2 separate regions of the Homo sapiens genome follow, and region 1 is linked to region 2. Evidence: chromatin loops called from intact Hi-C (ENCODE). Cell type or tissue: K562. All regions are shown on one strand. Each heading gives the region's core, and the rest is flanking DNA. Links, peaks and the distances in the headings are about the cores only.

The links. Hi-C counts contacts between places; a loop is a spot of excess contacts. Peaks named below come from ENCODE experiments on the same cell type or tissue, not always from the same donor. Only the 100,000 strongest peaks of a DNase experiment are listed, where the experiment ranks them.
Region 1: it touches region 2 in a loop (3-fold over the local background); 9 of 110 quality-filtered maps call a loop at or near these places.

What each region holds. Positions count from the first base shown.
Region 1 is chr15:75,805,694-75,814,968 of GRCh38, forward strand. No RefSeq gene overlaps it. Among named protein-coding and RNA genes, the nearest start is that of UBE2Q2, 33 kb to the right of the region's middle. In K562, for the core only: a CTCF peak has its summit at 4,462; a DNase peak (open chromatin) is centred at 4,448.
Region 2 is chr15:75,898,674-75,907,948 of GRCh38, forward strand. UBE2Q2 (ubiquitin conjugating enzyme E2 Q2) reads left to right here. Exons shown (of 13, transcript NM_173469.4): 13 at 754-2,405. The coding sequence ends at 785. FBXO22 (F-box protein 22) reads left to right here and starts at 5,205. Exons shown (of 7, transcript NM_147188.3): 1 at 5,205-5,430; 2 at 5,818-5,956. The coding sequence starts at 5,291. RefSeq lists enhancers at 4,373-5,032, 4,857-4,946, 5,033-5,690, 5,307-5,406, 5,427-5,476 and a silencer at 5,527-5,596. In K562, for the core only: a CTCF peak has its summit at 3,655; DNase peaks (open chromatin) are centred at 3,658 and 5,198; H3K4me3 peaks cover 2,337 bases.

The sequences.
Region 1 (9,275 bases), core at 318-8,317, 93 kb before region 2:
TTCCCTCAGAGTTAATAATTGCTTTGTATTTTTTTCCTTCATTTGCTTATATGTTTTTGTACCTATTACCTACCTTTTTTTTTTTTTTGAGACAGAGTCTCACTCTGTCATCCAGGCTGGAGTACAGTGGCACAATCTCAGCTCACTGCAACCTCCAAGTCCTGGATGCAAGCAATTCTCCTGCCTCAGCTTCCTAAGTAGCTGGGACTACAGGCGCATACCACCACGCCTGGCTAACTTTTGTATTTTTTAGTAGAGACGGAGTTTCACCATATTGGCCAGGCTGGTCTCAAACTCCTGACCTCTTGATCTGCCCACCTCAGCCTCCCAAAGTGCTGGGATTACAAGTGTGAGTCACCGCTTCTGGCCCACCTACTATTTTATTTTCAGATGCTCCAACTGATTTATCAAATGCCTAGTGATAATGATCCAAAAACTAAGAAACACCAGATACTGTATCAGACCTGTTATTTTCCTGGAGGCTTCCCTTTCTCCCTTGCCCTCCATCCTTCTGCTCCAATCTGGACTCAGCTCTCAGCCCATGGCACATCTGGCATCCTGGCATGTCTCTGCACCATCGTGTGAATTTCCTCCTGCCTCTTCTGTTGCATCTCCTGTTCCTTGGCCCCAGATCTTCTTTTTTCCTGGTTTACTCTCTCACTGTGTTGCAGCACATTTTCCAGTGGCTTCCTGAGAAAGAGTGAATGGAAGCCAAGCTTTCTGACCCTCACACATTTTAGAATGTCATTGTTCTACCCCAACTCCTGATTACTAGTTTGGCTGGATGTAATGCTCTAATTTAAATGTAACTTCTCCTCACATTGGGAAATATTGCTCTATTATTTTCTAGTTCCCAGTGTTGTTGGGAATAAGTCCGTGTCATGCGGAGTCTTGGCTCTTTACATGTGACCTGTCTTTTCTCTCTGGAAGATTTTAGGGTTTTCTCTCTATCCTTAGTTTTCTGGAATTTCCCAATGCTGTGCCTTGCTGTAGGTCTTTCTTCATTCACTGTGCTAGTCACCTGGTAGACTCTTTTGAACTAGAAAATTATTTCCTTCTATTGTGGGAAGCCACCAGCAGGTTCGTGTGAGCTGGTTAATCACATTCTTTTCTTCCAAGGACGGAGGTATCAAGGCCCTGGGAACCTTATAAGTGGATGTGGGGAAAGGGGGCCTGAGGTGAATCCAACAAAGCTGCAGCACCCACTGAGCTCATGTCCCAGGGCTAGGCTCTGCCTGAGGACAGGAGACATGGGTGAGACCCACTTCCTGCCCAGTCCCATGGTGGGGCTCAGGACACACATGGTCCAGGAGGCCCCCAGCCCCAGCTACATTGACATGCACCTACCTGTATGCAGCGATCAGTGAGCCACAGGACAACTTAGGGGAAGGGGCAGCTCCAGAGTGCAGGATAGGAGGGAAGTAAATAATCATGGGGTGGGGAGTGGCCTTGTGGGGAAGGGGCAAAGGCAGGGCTGTGTGTGTGTGTGTGTGTGTGTGTGTGTGTGTGTGTTGTGTATTGGAGGAAATGGGGAGAGCATCTGTAGTTTTGTCTGCCCCCTTTTTTGGCCACTGCACCCCTTTCTTCGTGAATAGTTTTTCTTCTCTTCATGGACTGAGTGTCTCTGTCTCCTCCAAATTCATATGTTGAAGCCCTAACCCTCTGTATGGCTGCATTTGGAGATGAGGCCTCTCAGGAAATCATTAAGGTTAAATGAGGTCCTAAGGGTGGGGCCCTGATTCAGTAGGATTAGTGTCCTTATAAGACGAGACACCAGAGAGTGCACTCACTGTCTCTCTGCACAAATACAAAGAAGAGGTCACATGAGCACACAATATGGCAGCCACCTATGGGCCAAGAGAAGAGGCCTCAGAATGAAACCTACCTTGCTGGCACTTTGATCTTGGATTTCCCAGCCTCCAGAACTGTGAGAAATAAATGTCTGTGGTTTAAGCCACCCAGTCTGTGGTATTTTGGCATGGTACACTGAATTGACTAATACATCTCCCTGCCCTACTTCAACCACATGACACTAGAGGGGTCGGCAGTTTTAGAGTCCCAGCTACTCAGCCAACCCAGACCAGACCAAGCAGAAACTTTCTTCTGGAATTTTCTGAATAGGAACTAATAGAGGGGAGCCCCATCCTTTCCTCGGGGGCAAAGCCAGTAAGACAGAAGCCTCATGCTGCCAACAGCCTGACTCTAACCTCGTGGGGAGAGTTGCTCTGAGAGCACAAAACTGATCTGCAGACTGAGGTGGAGACAGAGACAAGGGAAGGAGCCTGCAAATCCTAACAGCGCTGGTGATTCTGAGTCCAGGTATTCCTGAGGCCCAGCTGTTCCCTGTCCTGCCCATGGCTAACTTACTGACCAATGAGCTTCCCTTCTTGCCTAAGCCAGTGAATTTTCTGTCACTCACATCCAAAGAGCCCGGACTGTAATGGCAGGGTATGGCAGGGCTGAGCTGGCTGGGGCAGAGGACGGTGTGGGTGGAATCAGCAGTGACAGGCACACAGGAAGTGCAGGTATCGAGTGGCCTCCATGAGGTCTCCCTCCAGCCCCGACTGTGAGCAAGGCTGGGCTCATACGCTCAGTAGGTCAGAGTGAGGGATTTGGTCAGAGGTGCCATGCTCAGGGCCATCTTTCTATGGGCCAGACTCTTCGTCATCAAAGGTTTTGCCATCAGAGACAGTTTTAGTCCTATCTTGGGTTCACTTGATCAATTGCTGTTCTCCTGCTTTCAGGATCTTTACACTAGGCTGCCCTACCTGGGGGTTAGGAAGCCATAGGCATCCTGGTCATAAGTCTGGACCCCAAAAAGGGCTTCTGCCAGCCTGCTAAGGGTTCCAGAGGGCAGGACTGAGGGGTGGTGGGAGGAGCCCAGCCTGGACGGCCGAGATATATATAGTGCTCTTGATTCATCTCTTGGAACTTTTCACCCATCAAGTTTAGGCTCCCAGTGGGGCACACATGGGAAAGACAATGCCCATGTCTTCAACTAGTTTCCCCATCAGAAGTGGTCATTGCACCAAGCACCCTCCTCCATTAAAACCGGACAGGCCAAGGGCCGCTTTCCTAATGGATGAGTCTTCTTGGTCTGTCTCATGTTCCCAACAGAGCTCCCTCCATGGGATGGGAAGGTGCCATCCCAGGGCCGCCGTTTTGACCCAGCCTCCAGCCAAAGCTGGTCCCCCTGCCAAGCAGGCCCTAGAGTTACACTGGAGAGTGACAAGCCTCATCTGAAGATTTCTTGCTGAAAATTGTCAGTTTCCTGCACAAGTACATCCTGGCAGTTTACACATTTATGCTTAGCGTTCCATTACTGGAACGCTAAGCTTGTGGAGTTATTTATATCCTACTGCTCAGTGTCATCGCCAAGGTCTGATTTTTCACAGAAAAACATTTGCAACCTCTGACATAATGAGTTAATTCAAATTAAACCCAGAAGGAGACTGCTGCTTCAGTCTCAACTGCTTGGAAATTGTGCTATGTAGAGCTTTCGTTTACTGAAAATTGTGCCTTCAGACTCTGTGCAGATTAACCTACTACATAGAGCAAGTACACACATAGGGCACCAACCAAGGACAAGTGTGTACCTGTGTGCACACACAAATAGAAAATCCAAAAATAAATATTTTAATTTCAGCTATCATGGAAGTTTTGTGTCATTTCTCCAAAAATGCCCATGTCAAATTTTATTTTATAATTTAGTCTTGTTTTTATTTAGAATTACTTAAGAAAAAGGGGAGCTGAGTGTGGTGGCTTATGCCTGTAATCCCAGCACTTTGGGAGGCTGAGGCAGAGGATTGCTTGAGCCCAAGAGTTTAAGATCATCCTGGGCAACTTGGTGAAACCCCATCTCTACAAAAAATACAAAAATTAGCCAGATGTGGTGGTATGTGCCTATGGTCCCAGCTGTGCAGGAGACTGAGGTGGGAGATTCATCTGAGTCTGGTAAGTTGACGCTGCAGTGAGCTGTGATCGCATCTTTGCACTCCAGCCTGATGACAGAGAGAAACTGTCTCAAAAAAAAAAAAAAAAAAAAAAAGGAAAAGGAAGAAAGAAAGGCAAAGAAAGAAAGAAAATGAAAGAAGAAAGAAAGAACGAATGAATGAAAGAAAGAAAGAAAGAAAAGAAAGAGAGGAGCTCTGCACAATAATTTTGCAGTGTCTTGGGTCTCTAAAGATCTTAATTAGGACCTAAACTCAGATTAGGCTGGGATCCTGGGCAGTGTGGCCCCAAATACAGTTATGGGAGGCCCTTCCAAGATAAGTCTAGACTGAGATAGAGTAGGTCTCAGGAGAGGGGCTGATATGCCCATGGTTCTCAACCTGGCTGCACCTGGAGAGCTTGGCATCACCTGGAGAGCTTGAAAACATTCTGATGCCCAAGCCCCACCCTAGAGATTCTGAGCTAATTGGTGGGGGATGGCCTGGGCACCAGGAATTTTCACAGCTCACCTGATGATGGCACTGTGCAGCCAGGGTAGAGAAATACTGACCTTTGCTTTCTCCACGTTGTGTCTGCCTTGGTTTTCCCATATTCCCCCAGGCTCCAGGATCTGAATGAACTACAGGAATTGAGAATTAGCCCTCCCACCCAGCCACTTTCTTCCCCTGCTGGGGAATCTTTGAGCCTTCATTTTGGCTATAGGCCTCGATATAACTCATCGGCCCAGGGATCGGGGCAGGAGTGGGGCTCCTGGCAGAGAGCAGAGTGTGGGCTTTGTAGTTACACAGACTTGCATTCAAGTCCCAGCTCTGTGATGTCAGAAGAAGATCTGATCCATAGTTGGTTACCCTGCGAAGTGGAGAAAGTGTCCGCCTAACCGGCAAGATCTCTTTGAGACTGAAATGAGAGAAAGCTGGGGCAACAAGTGAGTTCCTTCCGCGCCATTTCTGTGAGCTGGCCCTGTAGCTTCTCCTTGGTCCTTTGAGTTCTCAGCTTTAGCTCTCTTACTCCTGCTCCTTCTCCTCACTCTCTCTCTTTTCCACCCTGGATAAGTGCCCTGCTTCTCCCCACAGGTTAACCACCCTCCCCCGTACCCAGTGGGTGATGAAAGTCTTCCCTGGTTGTGCCAGCATCTCCCTGATACTTCCTTTCTCTCCTGCATTCAACCATGATGAAGCCCAGCACAGTCTCCCTCTCTTGTGCCCCATTTCCACCACAAGGTCACTGTCAGCTCTTACACAGACATCCCCAGTAGCTTCCACTTTGGCCTCTTCCAACCAGCCATTCTGGTATTGCAGCCATATTCATCTTTAAAAGCCCAATATTATTAAGTCACTCTCTTGCTAAATTCTGCAATGGCTTTGACTCACCCTTGGCCTGCAGGATCTGGCCCCTGCCTGCCTCTGCAGCCACCTTTTGCTTCATTCTTTCTCTCTTACTCCCTCTATCACCTCAGATCCCTGAGGGTTCCCTCCCTCCTACCTCAGGACCTTTGCACATGCTGTTCTCTCTGCCAGAAACACTTCTCTTTGACAGTGAATGCCTTCTCAAATATCCCTTATTTGGGGTGTTGACTACCCACCCCATCAGATTAGGTCCCTCACTATATGCTCTTATATCTCTTTATACTTTTTCAATTAAATAAATTTTGATCACGTGATTTATGGCCATCTCCCCTACTAGACTGTAAGCTCCATAACATCAAGGACCAGGCCAGTTTTTGTTCATCGTTGTAACCCAAATGCTTAGCACTGTGCCTGGCACAAACTAGGGGCCATTTGGACCAAGTGTCTAGGTTGTGTAGACTTGCAGCCCCTGTGGAAGTGTGTGGATAAACATGAGAAACAGGATGACTGCCTCCCCAGCATGGCTTGAGTGTTTCCTGGATGTGTCCAGGCGGGTATCACATGCTGGGTGGCATCAGAGGAGTGCCCTGTTTTCCTTTTATAAGAGAAGGAAAGGTTAGAGACTATGAACAGTCAGCTGTGGGATCATACAGTGTCTGCCCTGCTCCACTTGGCTCAAGGCCTCTGGGGAATGGGGATATGGGACAGGGACATGGCGCATGGTGCAAGTGGTTGTGGCAGCGAGCCTTATGGAGGAACAGCAGTGAGTCAGTCCCTTCTTGGCATGGGACGCTGCCTCTGCAGGCATAGGAGGCCATATTCCCCACTCTCACACCCAGTCAGTTGGGTGCTTCTAACTTGAGCTGTGGCATTTGGCATGTAAAAAATGCATTCCTGGTTTTCCAGCTTGGATCTCATGGTAAGCAGGGGTGTGAGGTCTGAGGAGGATGAGTGTTTCAGTGGAGATGTCTGGATAACTTTTAGGATAAGTATATCCCAAACATTGCATGGGATATACTCATACAAAAAAACTATTTGCTGTTTATCTGATATTGTAGGTTAACTGCATATCCTATAGTTTTCTTTGCTCAATCTGGTGCCCCTAAGCTTGGGGCTTCCTCACTTCACCGTGGTGCTGTTGTGCCCTTCCTTCATTATACCACACTAGGCTCTTGGGGTACACAGAGGAGTGAGACAGGACCCTTCCCTCAGGGAACTCACAGTCTAACATAAGAGATAAGAATTTGAACAGAGATCGCCAAAGCAATGCAAACTCTATTTCTGAGAATTTGGGGACCCTTGTTGGAATAGAACAGCTTTAGAATTCAGAAGAGATCAGAAATCATGGAACAGAATAGGAAGTCCAGAAACAAACCTGAAGGTTTTTCTTTTCTTTTTTTTGGAGATGGAGTCTCACTCTATTACTCAGGCTGGAGTGCAGTGGTGTGATCTTGGCTCACTGCAACCTCTGCTGCCTGGGTTCAAGCAATTCTCCTGTCTCAGCCTCCTGAGTAGCTGGGATTACAGGTGCCTGCCACTACGCCCAGCTAATTTTTATATTTTTAGTAGAGATGAGGTTTCACCATCTTGGCCAGGCTGGTCTTGAACTCCTGACCTCATGATCCACCCACCTCGGCCTCCCAAAGTGCTAGGATTACAGACATGAGCCAGCACGCCTGGCCACAAACCTGAATTTTTATAAGAATATATTGTTTTAGCGTGTGATAAAGGTGGCATTAAGACCTCTTGAGCAAAGAAGAATTATTCAATAAGTTTTGTTAGAGCAATTAATTAACTACCTGGAAAAAAATTAAGTTAGAATCATTACTACTTTAAACCTCATGCCAGAAATGAATTCCAGTTGTTGTAAAGATGTTAACAAATAAAACTGTAAACATACTAACTAGGAGAAAACATAAAAAAAGAATATTTACATGATCTTGGGGATTATGAAGGACTTTCTAAGCATGATGCTCAGTACTGTACAGAAGGTATAAAGAAAAATTGTTCTATTCATTGCAAATTTGTTCTATTCTTGCAAAATTGTTCTATTCATTGCAAATTTGTTTTTCTCAATAATTTCTTCTGTCTTTTCATTTGTTTTTCTGGTGTTTTGTAACATACAGAAGTTTTCATTTTTACATAATGAAGTATGTCAGTGTGAGTATTCCAACTACATAAAAGTACTCATCAACAAACAGGAAAAAGACAAACACAGTAATAGAAAAAATGAATCAAGGAAATATACCAGCAATTCAGAAAAGAAGAAATACAAATGTCCAATGAACATATAAAATAATATTCAATTTCACTAGTAATAATAAAAAAGAAAAAGCAAACCCAGCATTAGTGAATGTATTAGTCCATTCTCATATTGCTATAAAGAAATATCTGAGAGTGGGGAATTTCTAAAGAAAATAGGTTTAACTGGTTCACGGTTCCATAGGCTGTACAGGAAGCATGATGCTGGCATCTGCTCAGCTTCTGGGAAGGCCTCAGGAAACGTACAATCATGGTGGAAGGCGAAGGGGGAGCGAGGCCTCTCACATGGTGGGAGCAGGAGCAAGAGAGAGTGAGGGGGCAGGTGCCACACTTTTAAATGACTGGATCTCATGAGAACTCACTTACTATCATGAGAACAGTACCAAGGGATGTGCTAAACCATTTATGGGAAATCTGCCCGTGTCACGCAATTACTTCCCAGCAGGCCCCATCTCCAAAATTAGGGATTAGAATTCAGCATGAGATTTAGTGGGAACAGAGATCCAAACCATATGAGTGAGGGTCTGGAAAAATGAGCCTTTCATAATTGCTGTCCAAAGGTAAATTGGAGCAATTTTTCTAGATGGCAATTTGTCAATATATATTGAACATCTTAAATCTGACCGGTAGCTTCTAGTATTTTACTACAAGGAAATAAAGTTGCATATCAGCTATGACTTAACTGGAAATACAATGTAGCTGATTATATTTTAAAAGCTGAAAACTATACAGATGTCTGCAAATAAGGTATTAGTTGAATGCATCAAGCACCATTCCCATTGTGAAACCCCATATGCAGGAGATCCCAGGCTTGAAGCCATAGAGGATTCCTCCCCTTGCTGGGCTTAGGGCCTCCCCCAGTTTCTGATATCCCTCATATTTGTAATAAGGCATAAACAATGTACCTTAGCTTGAAAACAAAACAAAACAGTACACCTTTGCATTAGATCATTCTTGCATTGCTATAAAGAAATACCTGAGGCTGGGTAATTTACAAAGAAAAGAGGTTTAATTGGCTCCCGGTTCTGCAGGCTGTACTAGAAGCATGGCACTGGCTTCTGCTTCTGAAGAAGCCTCAGGGAGCTTACAATCATGGCAGAAGGCAAAGGGGGAGCAGGCATGTCACAGGGAGTGAGTGGGAGCAAGACAGAGGGGATGTGCCACACACTTTTAAACAACCAGGTTTCAGAGAACTCATTCACTCATCACCAAGGGGATGGCACTAAGCCACTGATGAGGGATCCAGCCCCATGATCCAAACACCTCCCACCAGCCACACCACCAGCACTGGGGATTACATCTCAACATGGACTGCTGGGGACACAGATGCAAACCATATCAACCTTATAAAAATAAGCATTTATTTCATTTTAAACAGTAAATGCAAAGTTTTCTTTTCTGGAAGATGTAGGGCAGTGAGCTAGAAGTAATACCTTACAATAGAATAGTTCTATAAAAATAGCTACTACCAAGTGGCTTCAGAACATTTTATTCTCCTAAAGAGATTAAATATCCCCTACAAAAAATAAAAAAGTCCTTACATCCACCCCTAAACTCATTGCTTACACAGAGTTTCCTTGGAAGTGTCAAGATAAAATATACTTCTACCTAACTTTGAGATTCTTCAACATCCATGTGGGAGTGGCAGGACTCTGTGTGGCCTGAGGGTGGCCTTAAGTGTGTGTCAGAGAGGAAGGGCCAGGCCCTGGGGAGTAA
Region 2 (9,275 bases), core at 516-8,515:
GTCATTGTGAAATGACGTTATGGCTCCGATAACAGTCCAAGTTCCTTGTATTCTAAATCGCCAGGATTTTGTTTGGGGAAATAAGTACTTTCCATGAGGCTTACTTTCAAGTATAGAACTGAAGTGGAATAAAACTTATTCTTTTAGTCTAATATTCCACAGTCATCTTTAGCTAGAGATGCCATTAATACAGAGCTCTTGTGTTGAAAACTCAGGTACAATTTATTCATAGAAAATAACTTTCTGTTGTGAAATAGCAAAATGCAGTGTTCCCAATCCAAGTGTAAGTTTAATTTTTAGAGTAGACTGGGTGCAGTGGCTCACACCTGTAATCCCAGCACTTTGGGGAGGTGGAGGTGGGTGGATCACCTGAGGTCATTAGTTGGAGACCAGCCTGACCAACATGGTGAAACCCTGTCTCTACTAAATACCAAAAAAAAAAAAAAAAAAAAATTAGTGGGGCATAGTGGCGCATGCCTATAATCCCAGCTACTTGGGAGGCTGAGGCAGGAGAATTGCTTGATCTGGGAGGTGGAGGTTGCAGTGAGCTGAGTTTGCGCCATTGCACTCCAGCCTAGGTAACAGAGTGAAACTCTGTCTCAAAAAATATATATATAATATATATATATATTTTTTACGGTAGATTTTAAACACCAAAATTATGAAAAGAGACTGTAGCTAACCTTATTACATGCCAGTTCTTCTAATTTATTTAAGAATTATTTTAACTTTTTTTTTTTCATTCTATTTCAGGCTGGTACACCCCTCCAAAGGAAGATGGCTAAATGTGTTGACTGTTGTATGTTTGGACTAATGTTGCTTTAAAGAAAATCTTTCTAACATGCAGACAAAAGCTTTGAGTGCCCCTATTACAGCAGTACCGAAGATGTTAGTTAATAGATATTTTAGTGGATAATCTGTCATCTGACATCCAGTATAAGTTACAGCCTTTGCATTTTGCTCATTTTAGATATCTTGGACTGAGCAGTGGGGCCTTTACTGTATTTTTCCTGATAAATACACATACTGGCCACTCCTTATCTCTTTTTCTTGAAAAGTGAACTTTTTAAAGCAGCCAAGTCAACATCAGGCTACTGAAGTTGAGGCTTTAGGGTAACTTTCCTATATTGAGCCCATGGGTTACAAGGATTTGCAATATATTGTTCCATTTACAGCCAATACAGGTTTAATCGATGTTCAATATTGGTTTAGGAAATTTAAGGCCTTCTAAATCATAATAGCTCTTTCATGTCTAAAACCATTTTATGATATTGCCAAAATGTGATAGGAAACCTACTCATTAAATTGTTAAACTTTTTAATGACTATGTGAAGATATGAATTGTTTCCTGAAGATAATACTCTTAATTGAGTTGTATTGTACTTCTTAGGCAAAGCAGTGTAAAACTGTATCAATTAAGGCTTGTGAGTAGTGATTTCCACTGGGGCATCAGAGTCTTGGCTGGGCTGAATCTGCTGCTTGTTGGTTCAGTGTTTCTTATGAACAAGAGCCACAGTACAGAGCTTCAAGTTATTTAAAATACTAAGTCATCTTACGTTTCCATTTTATTAACGGGATGTTGCAATCGTTTGTAAACTAATAAACTTATAAAGTGATTGGCACAAAGACTCCTTGAGCAAAAGCTGTGCAGTTAAGTACAAAAAGATACTTAATTTGGAGACTCTTACAGTAATTTTTGCCATGTCAAAACAATGGCTTTTACATTGAAAGATTAATAGAAACTCTACATATGTTAATTTTTTTATAGAACCTGACTCAAATCAAGGTACTCTCCATTTTATTGCCTTACCTGAATCAGTCCTTTTTGGTTGGTAATAGATTTTTTTATACACCCACGTTTGATTTAAAAGTAAATTCTAGTTCTTAAGCACTTTTAACAAATCCAGAAGCACATTTTTCTGCACAAACAAGTTACAAAGTTCAAAAGTGTTTCTTGTGCATTAGCTTTGAGATTCAGTTTTTAACTTTGTAAACCACATCTGAGAGACTTGTCATTTCTACATTGTGTGTGTTTAATTTCTTTTGATTCCATTTTGGTTAAGAGAGCAGTAAATAGATTTTCTGGTATTCTTGTTCACTTGATTACATTTGTATAAAGTTCTGATTGCCAGTTGCTCAGATAACAAGTGACAAGGCAGAATTCTTTAAATCAGTAAAGTTCCTTAAGCCTAAGGCTAAATCTTGAATACATTGTTGAATTCTTTAATATCCTGATGGCAAGCAGACTGATAGCTGCACATTTGGCATGCTTTGTTTAATGGATTTTATTTTTAATTGCAGATTTATTTGGCAATGTACAGTAAATTTTGTAAACTTGCATCAAGTTTATGAATAAAGAACCATTTAAAAATTTTGTTTGTGCTGATCATGGCAAGCAAAAAAAAGATTACTTTCTCATTTTTCCCTCATAAGAAAACTCTGCTTGATGTGTTTGTAGGCTTTATTGAGTTTCTGGAATAAGATATTTAAGGAGGGAAGTGGTGAGGGGAGGCTTGGAAGACAGGCAGATTTAACAAGAGAAAGTGAAAGTGTGAAAGAACCTGGAAATAGTCTGTACAATAGTCACCTTTTCCTCCGCCTTTTTCCTCTTCCATTCTCATTATAAATTCAAGTGCTACTTTTTCCTTATGGCTATCCTTAGTTCCCCCAGTGAAAATAATCTGCTCCTTCCTTAGCATACCCATGGCCTCCTTGCACACAATTGACAGATTATTTCACATACAAGAAGTCCAGAGGTAGGACAACTCCAGGTACTGTACATCTGGGCTTTGCTCTGCTTCCTTGAGATTTTTCTATGTTGGTTTCATCTTTTGGTTGCATGTTATGTGCAGCCCCCTTACTTGATCCAGAGGTAGATAAATGGCCCTGTCTTCTAGTGTCTCCTTAGGAGGTGAGGAAATCTCTAAAAGCACCATCCCATCAAGCACACTGCCTCTTGCCTTTCCTTGGCTACATCAGGGACCTGTGCCCACCCCTAAACCAATGGTGGTGAAAAGAATGAAACCATCGTGATTAGTTTGCACAAATGGTTCTCAAAGCCTTATTTGGGGAACACTGGAGACCCCTGAGACCATTTCAAGAGGTTTTAAAAGACTATTTTCATAATATTAAAACATTTGCCATTTTCACTCATTCTTCCATGTGTACAATGGAATTTTCCAGAGGCTACATGATGTGATTTTGCAACAGATTGAATTCAGAAGCAAATATGAGAATCTATTTGTCTTCTATTAAGACAAATTAAATATTTGCAAAAATGTAGTGATGCCGTCACTGGTAAACTGTCCTCTTTCCCTACTTTATATCAGCCACAAAGAAAGAACGCCCACTTTGAAAGGCAGTCAGGTTTCATTCAGTAGCCAGAGAATGGAGAAGGGGAGCTCATACTCTAAAGGCACCTTCTCCCAGAGGGATGGGAGGCTGGGGAGTTTAAAGAGTTAGCTGAGGGGCGGGGGAGGTATGAACGGCATGCACAGACTGGAGTTCCAGACAAGCAGGCATAGTCCCTGAACATGCTGCTTCATACATCCATGTTCGTAAGATGCCAGTGAGCTTTCTTTAGGGAGAGGATTTTAGCATTATGTTAATTATCTAAAGGTAACTGGAGGGCGCCTGTTTATCTTCCTCTGGTATTCCGCAAGGGGTCAGGAAGCTCTGGTGACATCTGGGCCATCTGGCTTCCTTAAGCAGCTGCGCCTATAAATAGACTATGGGAAAAAACTGGCTGGGCTTGGTGGCTCATACCTGTAATCTCAACGCTTTGGGAGGCGGAGGCAGAGGGATGTCTTGAGGCCAGGAGTTTGAGACCAGCCTGGGCAACATAGACCCTGGGTCTACCAAAAAAAAGAAAAAAACCACAGCTACTCAGGAGGCTTATGCCACTGACAATGTCATACTATCCACCAGTGGGGGAAGGAGGATTTGGGAAATAATTGTTTTCCATAAAAATATTTCGTTAATGTATAACATCGGTTTTTTAAAAAGAGTTAAGCATTAAGATGTTCTGATTTAATTTTTAATATGGTAAATATTGATAGTCATAACACACATAAACTATTGGTCGTGTCAATATTTTAGGGTGTAAAGGGTCCTGAGGCCATAATGAGAACTGCTAATTTAGACCAAGTTTCTGCCCAAGATCTGGCGATCAAATCAGGGCTCCCTTAGGAAGGAATTGGCGGGAGGAATGGATGTTAGGTGGGGACAAACCTGTGTCTGCTGTGCTTCCATTTCTTGGTGGTTCTCAGTTTGAGCATGCATCAGAATCGTCATAAAGTGTGTTAAAACAGATTGCTGGGCCTCACCCCCAGTGTCTGATTCAGGAGGTCTGGGATAAGGACCGGGAATGTGCTAAAACTTAGTAGTTTCCAGGTGAATCTGATGTCCCTGGCGGGGAACTGGTGCACAGCTTGGGGCGTGCTTCACAGCAATCATCTCACTCAGCTACCTTAGAATGGCAGGTGCTATTTATGCCATTTTACTCATTCGAAACTTTAAACCTGAAGATTACAACGAGTTAACTAAGTTTACAAGGAATAAAGGCAGTGATTTTCACACACTAAGACAATTTTTTAAAAGCAAACGTCCGTTTATAAATCGAGCTTATGCTATTTAAACAGGCATTGGGACTACGAAGAGCAATAAGTACTACCTAGTCCCTGCAAGGAATTTGTGAATTAGAGAAAGATGTAAACTCAGAAATATGGCGGTGCCAGGGCAGTGAGAGGCACAGGCACAGAAGAAGAATTTATTTTCACTGCAGGAGGCCTCCTAGAAAGTTGCCAGGAGCGGTGGCTTATGTCTGTAATTCCAGCACCTTGGGAGGCCCAGGCGGGAGTATCGCTTGAGCCCTGGAGTTTCAGACCAGCCTGGAAACCCGTCTCTACAAAAAATACAAAAATTAGCTGGGCGTGGTGGCGGGAGCTTGTAGTTAAAGCTACGAGGGAGGCTGAGGCGGGAGGATCGCTTGAGCCTGGGAGGTAGAAGCTGCAGTGAGCAGAGGCCGCGCCACTCCACTCCCGCCTGGCCACAGCATTAGACCCAATCTCAAAAATGAAGAAAACAGTTCCGAGCGTATTACGGAACGGAGTACACCTCGGAGTACGGGCTCCAGACGAGGGAACGCACCGGCGTTGCCACGCCCACCTTCCCCGTCCAGCCGGAAGTGGCGCGGACGCCTGCTCAGTGCGCGCCGGCCGGGCAACCCTATGCTGGCGTAATCGGGTTCCTCCGAGCCGCCGTAGGACTGGTTCCGGCGGGCTGGTGAGGAATGGAGCCGGTAGGCTGCTGCGGCGAGTGCCGCGGCTCCTCCGTAGACCCGCGGAGCACCTTCGTGTTGAGTAACCTGGCGGAGGTGGTGGAGCGTGTGCTCACCTTCCTGCCCGCCAAGGCGTTGCTGCGGGTGGCCTGGTGAGGAGAGGAGGCGGAGGCGGGAAGCTTGCCTGGGGACACGCCGTGGGCATGTCCCAGGCTGGCGGGGTGGGGGGAGAGACCCTTGGGACCCACCAGGGCCGTCCCCGGCTCGCTCGCCCTACCTGAGGTGACCCCCTACCCGCGAGGTATCTCCCAGCCGTGGTGCCCCGGGGGGACTTCCCTGAGGGGCGAAGTTCCCCTTAAGGTTTTCTCCATATCTGGCTCTTCTTCCGAACTAGCGCCCTGACTGACACCTACCTACCCCGGGGACTTTGGATCCCGCAGGGATCTCCTGCTGCTGCGCCAGCGGGTGGGGGTTTGTGAGCTGTGGGAGAGACGAAAATGAACGTCCGTTCGCAATCCTTTGTGCGTTTGCGTCCTCAGCGTGTGCCGCTTATGGAGGGAGTGTGTGCGCAGAGTATTGCGGACCCATCGGAGCGTAACCTGGATCTCCGCAGGCCTGGCGGAGGCCGGCCACCTGGAGGGGCATTGCTTGGTTCGCGTGGTAGCAGAGGAGCTTGAGGCAAGTAGCAAGGGGTGTCATGCACAGTCATTTGCAGGTTGGTGGTTCAGTCTTTGAGAACTATTTTTTTTTAAATCCCAGTTTTGTTAATTAAAGGAACATCTCGTTCCGTGAAAAGATTTTGTAAACATCAGTTTTAGTGACTACACGGTAAGGATGTGTCATGATTTATTTGACCGTTCATCAAATGTTGGGCCTTTTTTTTTTTTTTTGAGACGTAGTCTCGCTCTGTGGCCCAGGCTGGAGTGCAGTGGCGCGATCTCGGCTCACCGCAAGCTCCGCCTCCCGGGTTCACGCCATTCTCCTGCCTCAGCCTCCCGAGTAGCTGGGACTACAGGCGCCCGCCACCATGCCCAGCTAATTTTTTGTATTTTTAGTAGAGATGGGGTTTCACCGTGTTAGCCAGAATGGTCTCGATCTCCTGACCTCGTGATCCGCCCGCCTCGGCCTCCCAAAGTGCTGGGATTACAGGCGTGAGCCACCGCGCCCGGCATGTTGGGCCTTTTAAGTATCCACATTTTCACTATTAACAACAACGCTGTGCAGAACCTTCCCTTCACCTGCTTCCCTTGAAGCAACTTTTTGTTGTCTGTTTTACCGGGAAGACAACTGGGTGTGTCTTGCTCAGTGAGCACACCTAGAAAGCCAAGAACCAAAACTTAAAGCCAAATATTTCAACTTCTGATCCTGTACTCTTTTGCTTCTCTGGCCCCCAACTTCAAAAGGGGAGCCAACACCAGGAGAGATGAAGACTCGAACTGTGGAGTCAGAGGGGCTGCAGGGTGTACCATCTCTGGGGAGTGGAAGGGAACCATTTGACAGTAAAGTGCCAACCTGCTGCTCTGTCACTCTGTTTACTTTAGTACGGCTTACAGACAGACATAACTACGGTGCAGCCGTCACAATCAGGAAATTATCACTGATACATTTCTACCATTTTATCCTCAGACTCGGTTCAGATTTTGCCAGTTGTCCCAGTAAGGTTCTTCATGGCAAAAAGATCTGTTCCCAATTGCAATTTGCTCTGAGTAAGTCCTGTTTCTTTAATCTCCTTTGATCTGGAACAGTTTCTCAAGCTTTGCTTGATTTTTCCCAATCTTGACACTTAGGAAAATCACAGGCTATTTTGTAGAACATCCATCAATTGTGTCTTTGGCAGGAAATAATCACAGAAGTGATGCTGTGCTTTTTTCACGGCATACTTTAGGTGGCATGTGATTTCCATTCGTCTTGTTATTGGTGGTATTACCTTTGATTACTCAATTAAGGCGATGCTTGCCAAGTGTCTTCACTAAAATCACTCTTCTACTGTAATGATTGTTTTGTGAAGAGATCATTTGAAACTATGTAAATATCGTGTTTCAATTCATTTATTTATTTATATCTGTACACTCTCGGAGTCTTATTTAATTCAGTGGGATATAATCTGTTACTGTATTTTGGTGCTCAAATTACCCCTCTCACCCCCTAGTTTGGCTAGTAGGAGCTCCTTCAGGCTGGCTTCAGTGTCTTTTTAGAGATGACTCCATTATCTTTGAGCACTTTTCTTGTTTTCTGGCACAAGATGTTCTAAGCTTGTCTTGGGTTTTACCTGCCTTGGTCCTGGAATTGGCCATTAAGCCCTGGCTCCTTTTGATGGAGTGTGGTATTTAGAAATCAAGGTCTAGACTCTCTAAGTGTACTCCTTGCCATTGAGGGATTTGCTGCTCCAAAGCCCAGTCATTAGAGCCAAGGAATATAAGTATGTATATACATGCATGTGTATGTATATACATTAGTATATACATATACACACATTTACAATTATATTTCTATATATATGTGGAGGCTCATGAGTTCACACAGGTGCATCCTTTTCGAATCAAACGCAGGATGCTTTCTAGTTTTGTCTCTGCTCATATTTGTACCTCCCTTTTGGGCAAAGGGAAACCTGGTTCTCATCATTCTTAATGTATTTAGATATTACATCAATGCCCCATATGTAACCAATCTTCTGTTTCCCCCTTCCTTGGGTGGTCTTTCTCCTTACCTTGTTTGGGCTCTGGAACTCTCATTCCAGGGAGCTGGCCAGTATCCAAAGGCAGGCTTGTAGAAAACTTTTCTTCTCTGGCACTTTGTCTCAACTCTTCCCATTTTCCCAGAAGTTTATCATTTGGAAAAATTCAAAATGCAAGCAGATTTCCTCGAAAGTGTTCTCTGGAGCATCGTTTATAATAAGGGATACTAAAAACCTAATGTTAATCTAATAAATAAAGCTATTAAATTATAGACTGCAAATGCATTAATGACAAGAGAAAATGTTGATTTTAAAAGTGAAAACAGATTATGAAATTATATATTTAGTATCATCTGAATTATTAAAGACAAAAAAGGGAGAGTAGAAAAGAAAGCCAAAATGTTAGCTTTTTTTTCCATTTACTGTTTTTAAAAAGTTTTCTATGGTTTTTAAAAAGTTTTCAAATTTTTACCACAGCAGGCATGATTTTTCTATAGCTTTAAGAGTTTATACATTGTAGTGGCTGTTAATAGCCAGACAGACTTAGTTGTGAACCATAGCTTTGGCATATACCAGCGGTGTGACTTTGAAAAAGCTACTCAACCTCTCTGAGCCTCAGGTGCTATCTCCATAAAATAAAAAGAAAAATAATAATTTTCCTATGCCCTTATAGAGTTGTTGTGAGGATTAAATAATGAAAAGGTAATGCATATAAACATTACTTACAATACCAGGAGCATAAGTTCTCAATAGATGTCTATTAAATATTCTTTTATTAGTATCATTATTAAAGTTCACATAGTTATAGTAATGCCCTTAGAGGAGTTCCTCCATTGTAGTAAACTGCTGGTGAGACAAAAACATGAAAACTCTATCCAAATCATACGTGCTGTTTATTTGTGTTTTCCAAGTTATCTAGTGGACATGGGTACTTTTATAGCCATAAAGAAAGTTGATTTAACTTTTCTATTAGAAATATTTTAAAGTCCGCCAGGCATGGTGGCTCATGCCTATAATCCCAGCACTTTGGAAAGCCGAGGCAGGCAAATCACTTGAGGTCAGGAGTTAGAGAACAGCCTGGCCAACATGGTGAAACCCCGTCTCCACTAAAAAAATATAAATATTTAAAAATATCAAATATATAAATAAAAATATTAAAGTACAAAAGTTGGCTGGGCATGTTAGTGCAAACCTATAATCGCAGCTACTTGGGTAGCTGAGGTACCAGAATCGCTTGAACCAGGGAGATGGAGTTTGCTTGAGCTGAGATTGCACCACTTCACTCCAGCCTGGGTGATAAAGAGTGAGACTGTGTCTCAAAAA